Regions from separate parts of the Homo sapiens genome. Here region 1 is linked to region 2. A link is an interaction called in ENCODE POLR2A ChIA-PET data of the cell type or tissue named here. Cell type or tissue: A673. All regions are shown on one strand. Each heading gives the region's core, and the rest is flanking DNA. Links, peaks and the distances in the headings are about the cores only. Region 1 has its middle 7.8 kb from the start of SPRED1. Region 2 overlaps SPRED1 (sprouty related EVH1 domain containing 1).

Region 1 (2,925 bases), core at 101-2,600, 58 kb after region 2:
ATTTCTGTCATCACGGGTTGTTTTCTTAGACACATGAATGTGCAAATGTGTTGCTGTAAATAACAAAAGTAGTTATCTTGTTATTAAAGTAGACATGTAACAAGGATTATGCTCTCAAATACATTATTAGTGTGAACTGGGGCACTGTAGATCATCTCTTCATTGCCATTAACTAAGGGTAAAAGGGAGGATAATTTCATAATTATCTTTGATGTATAAGTCTTTGATAAACCTACAGAACATATCTATACTGGGAAGCATAAATTCATTGACTGGTTTATTTTGTTAAAAAATGGTTTTTGTTTGTTTAGTTTGGGTTTTTTTTTTTTCTTCCTCTGTTGCCCAGGCTGGAGTGCAGTGGCACAATCTCAGCTCATTGCAATCTCCACTTCCCAGAGTCAAGCAATCCTCCCACCTCAGCCTCCAAGTAGGTGGGACTACAGGCACCCATCACCATGCCCAGCTAATTTTTGTATTTTGTAGAGAGGGGGTTTCGCCATGTTGCCCAGACTGGCCTCAAACTCCTGAGCTCAAGCAATCCATCTGTCTCGGCCTCCCAAAGTGCTGGGATTACAGGCGTCAGCCACCACACCCCGCATATAAAAATGTTTTGGCCAGGCGCTGTGGCTCACGCCTGTAATCCCAGCACTTTGGGAGGCAAGGCAGGCGGATCACGAGGTCAGGAGATCGAGACCATCCCGGTTAACATGGTGAAACTCTGTCTCTACTAAAAACACAAAAAATTGGCCGGGCATGGTGGCGGGTGCCTGTAGACCCAGCCACTCGGGAGGCTGAAGCAGGAGAATGGCGTGAACCCAGTAGGTGGAAATTGCAGTGAGCCAAGATCGCACCACTGCACTCCAGCCTGGGCAACAGAGTGAGACTCCGTCACACACAAAAAAATGTTTTAAGTGTTCATGTTTAATATTGCATATCCTTGCCACTCAAAGCTGCAAAGCTTCACCCGGAAGCTTGTTAGAAATGCAGGCCCTTGGGCTCCACTCCAGTCTTCCTGAATTAGAATCTGCATTTTAACAATACCGCCGTATGATTCATCTGTGCATTAAAGTTTAAGAAGCCCTATTGTAAGTAATCTCTTTATCTTTATTATTATTATTATTTGAGATGGAATCTCGCTCTGTTGCCCAGGCTAGAGGGCAATGGCGTGATCTCGGCTCACTGCAACCTCTGCCTCCTGGGTTTAAGCAATTCTCTTGCCTCAGCCTCCCGAGTAGCTGGGATTACAGGCGTGCGCCACCACACCTGGCTAATTTTTGTATTTTTAGTAGAGACAGGGTTTCACCATCTTGGCCAGGCTAGTCTTGAACTCCTGACCTCGGGTGATCTGCCTGCCTCCGCCTCCCAAAGTACTGGGATTACAGGCATGAGCCACCACACCTGGCCAGTAATCCCTTTATCTTTAATAGTGTCCCTTCCTAACCTTGTTCTTCAAGCTTGTCCAGCTTCCAAGTATGCAAAAGTCAGAGATTCCCATTACCATTTCTAGCCCTTTTTCTGCACTCCCCACCCCAAAACAGGATTTTTATTCCTGTTTTACTTTAGCCTCTTTTTCCTGGCCTGTGACTTGGACCACTCAGCACCTTGTCTCTGTTCATCTCTGGATTAAGCCCACTGCTCACCCGTAGCTCCCTGCAGTGCTGGCAGGGGACTGTGGCCTTAACAGTTGCTCCCTGCTTTCCCTCTTTTCTCTAAAATCTCTGTGCTTTTCTAAAAAAAAAAAAAAAAAAAAGTCTTCCCCCCGCCTTCCCGCCCTCAACTCTCTAGCTTACCTGAAGGTTCCCTCCTCTTCCCACTGCAACATCACACTTTAATTGGACTTTTTCACACTTCATTAGGCACCTGTAAAGCCTGGTGTTTCTACATAGTCACTCAGGAGACCTTAAAACTTTGCATTTTGTTGTAGCTTCCATGTAGTCCACTATAATTTTAGAAAGCTAAACAAAACAAAAGACCCTGCATTTTCATGCCACATTGGCCCCTCCAGCCCTCTGTGTTGGCAGTGTGTGTGTGCAGTTTCATAGTTATAATTCAAAGTCAGAATATAGGTAGAGGTGGGAGGAGAGCTATAAAGAAAATGTCAGTATTCAAGGGAAAAATAGCAGTTATTTTTATATATTATATTTTTATATGTTTGTATAACATTTTATATTATTTAAATATTTCCATTTGGTTTTCCATGTCTCCTTGCTATACTGTAAGATTTTGGAGACCAGTAAAAAGGCTGTTGCAATCATCTATACAGGAGAAAACTGAGGACATTGCTCATGGGGCTAGAAAGAAGATGACTATAGACATATGTAGGTGGTAGAATCTACAGGACTACTCTAGGTACAGGGAGGAGGCCTGCTTTCCAGAAACTTACAGTCTAGCTAGGGAGACATAGAACCAGAAGGAAACATTTAGATTCTATAAATTGCAATATGACTAAATGCCATAAAAAGTAATAAAATTAACTCGTTTTTCTCCAATGACACTAATCTTATTAGTATCCTCAAATGTGTCTGTTTTGAAGATCTATGATATTATCTTTAGTACTTTTGTACAGAGAAATAAAGAATACACACCCAAAGGAAAACTTCTTCTGGTTTAAAAATGCTAAAAGCTTCAGTCCAGTGACATCTGGCCAGTTCGTACATCACCAGAAAGAGATGTTTTTATTTTCCATAAGATTTAAAATCCTAAGACACTGGCTTTCCTTCATCCTAGAGAATGCCTCCTTCAACTCTAAAGCTCTTTATCAAAAAGCCCTAAAACAATTAACACCCTCATTGCCTCCTAGGTTTTAGCCAATTTTTGTTTATGTCAAGTTTCCTTCTTTTGTTGGATCGTCCCAGACTTCCTTCTGGGTCCCCTGCCAAGATGCCATGCATTTTGAACAGTCTGTCTTTACCTATCTTATTCTTG
Region 2 (2,925 bases), core at 237-2,736:
AGCTTAGCAGGAAATTCTTGTTCTGTACTTCGATAAAGTTCAACCCAAGGCAGAAAGATGTTTCCCTGGTCTTTCAAGATTCCCCCATGATAGAAAGGGGTGAGTCTCATTTTTAATAAAGCTACTGCTATATTATAACCACATTATTTTCTTCCTAGAAAAGAAATATTCTAATTTCGTTTTAGGCTACAGTAACTGGAAAGAAACCTTATTTTTAAAACATGCTCTTTTTAAACAATAGAACCATTATCTTAAAGGCACTTCAACTTCTATAAACAATTTTATCGACAACCTAATTACTTATTAATCATAAAAACAATTCCTTAATCTCTTTGGCAACTTCTTAAACTGGAAATATTTCTAGTTTTTCCTTTCTCCATTTCCACATTATCTTTGTCACTCTAAGTTTATAATGGTAACTGTCTTATAACCTTGCTTTTTCTTGTCCCCACAGAGCATCTTCAGGAATTCAAGCATTTTAAAAGATTCCTATCTTTCTACTCAGCCTATTCTTTTGTCATACCTTAGCCCATAATATGGTTTAAAAAGCATAGCTTTAGCAAATTTTAATAATACTAGCAAATTTATAATATTTTATTATCTATTATATAAACTAAAGAAAAACTACTTTAGATCCCCATGATAACTAAAAACTGTGTTTAGTAGTAAACAGATATTTTAGCAAACTTTTGATACTAGTTAATTCAGAAACTTAAAAAATCTTAAGCTGTATTATAATTCGGTATTTTAAATTTACATGTCACATACCATGTATCAGATAAAGATGGTCAAATAACATAACCTATACAAATGGTAAACATTTTGATAAAATGTTTGTAAGACAGAAGTGTCCTACTTACAGAGAAGAACCATTATATCTAATGAAAACTAAATAGGCAATGTGGAACTCTATGATGTACACAAATGAACAGTTAAATTTTAGTTAACAATTTAAATTATATGTGCTCCAAGGTAATACTAACTTGTATTAAAGAATTAAAGGAAGAAATCAAGGCTATGAAGATTTAGAAGAAAACAGAGGCTATAGCTCACACACATCAAGTAAGACTTTCTTTTCTTTTTTTTTTTGAGACAGAGTCTCGCTCTGTTGCCCACATTGGAGGTGCAGTGGCACAATCTCAGCTCACTGCCACCTACGCCTCCCGGGTTCAAGCGATTCTCCTGCCTCAGCCTCCTGAGTAGCTGGGACTACAGGCACGTGCCACCACGCCTGGCTAATTATTTTTTGTTGTTGTTGTTTGTTTTGTATTTTTAGTAGAGATGAGGTTTCACTGTGTTAGCCACGATGGTCGCTATTTCCTGACCTTGTGATCCGCCTGCCTCGGCCTTCCAAAGTGCTGAGATTACAGGTATGAGCCACCACGCCCGGCCAAGACTTTCTCAGAATCTGTCCTTAACAACGATCATTCCATCCCCAAGTGTCTCAAAGAAAGGTAGTACTTTCATTTTCTTAGGCTACAACACCAACCCCTGGTGTTTCTTTCAAATTCTTTCTTTCTCAATCATCCATAAAGCATGAAAGCCAATTATGCAGAGCAGTGCTTTCCAACTCTTCTCTCCTCAGGCACATATAGAACAGTAACATAAGGCAACCAGTCTGGAGGCCCCAGACACTCATGGCACACAGGTTGGAAAGCTCCAATTTAGAGTATCAAAGGATAATCCAGGAAATAAACTCCACCTTTTGTAGGCATCATAAAGATGCTTTATAGGTAAGCAACATAGGATCACTGAATGAGTGAATGAGTAAACACTGACTCAGTTACACAAAATGATGTCTTCTTGAACAAGTCTCAGGCAGCCTGCTCTTCATTTGTGCCCCCTTTCTTAAAAAAATAAAATAAAGTAAAATAAAAAATAAAAAAATAAAAATAAAACAGTAAAGTATATAACTTTCTGGGAATCGTAACAAGACTTATTTTTAGTACCTGTAATTGTAAATCAAAGGTTGGAAAAGTCTTCTGTGAAAGTGGTTCTCTCATAACTGATAAGGGCCATCTTCTTCACTATTGTTATCAGTATTCTGACTTACAAACACTCATTAAAATATTGTATTTATTAGCCACACGAGTGGTCATATACTCCTCTTCTGAATATTTATTCTTTCTTCAAGGGCATGAATTCATGGGATATGAGGGGCAAGAATCTCACTTCTAGAATTCATCTAAGGTAGAGGATTCTAAGATGGGATCCACAGGCAAAATGGTTACAGAACAGTTTTCAGCAACTGTCTTTCACATAACTATTACATCAGAACTACTACTAAAGTGCACTGTTTATTCACCGAGAAGGCTTTTAAAGGAAAGCTACCATTAATCTGGGAGGAACCCTGTAGACTTACAGACTCAGTAAACATAATACTTCTTTAAAAAAAAAAATCAAGAAACTAGAACTCAGGAAAATGGGTTAAAATAAAACCAATGAATAACCAATGAATAAAATCAATGACTACAGAAATGAACATTAGTGATCTCAAAATGCAGTGATATTGTAAACTAATGTATGTATATGTCAATTCTACTGCTGGACTTTTCAGAAGTAGTCTTGATCACAGTGTATTACCCAGCAGAGGGTGCAAATTAATCTCATTTCAATATCACCGTCTCATTTGTCTTGAGATTTCACAAGACTTCGCTATTTTCAATTTACAGCCATGAGTTATCGCCTCTGCCTTTGATCACACAAGTCCCCATAACCTACCTAGAATGCTATACTATAGTTAATCCCTCTAAGAAATATGGCAAATTTCTGACTGAAAGCTCTCCTTTATGGCAATACTGAGAGATGTTTCTTATCCCCGTTTCACAAGTAACAAGCTTCCTCAAAGAAAAATGGCTACGTGAAACATCAGGTGTTCTGATTCCTGTTACTTCTAGCAAAATAATCTATTTTCTTATTAGTCTA

Evidence for each region. Peaks named below come from ENCODE experiments on the same cell type or tissue, not always from the same donor. Only the 100,000 strongest peaks of a DNase experiment are listed, where the experiment ranks them.
Region 1: POLR2A ChIA-PET joins it to region 2 with 11 read pairs; 7 of 35 experiments call an interaction of 5 or more read pairs at or near these places.

The regions. Positions count from the first base shown.
Region 1 is chr15:38,243,575-38,246,499 of GRCh38, reverse strand. No RefSeq gene overlaps it. Among named protein-coding and RNA genes, the nearest start is that of SPRED1, 7.8 kb to the left of the region's middle. In A673, for the core only: no CTCF peak of the experiment used is centred there; no DNase peak of the experiment used is centred there; H3K27me3 peaks cover 297 bases.
Region 2 is chr15:38,301,349-38,304,273 of GRCh38, reverse strand. The region is part of intron 2 of SPRED1 (sprouty related EVH1 domain containing 1); the gene reads right to left. Among named protein-coding and RNA genes, the nearest start is that of SPRED1, 50 kb to the right of the region's middle. In A673, for the core only: no CTCF peak of the experiment used is centred there; a DNase peak (open chromatin) is centred at 1,533; H3K27ac peaks cover 422 bases.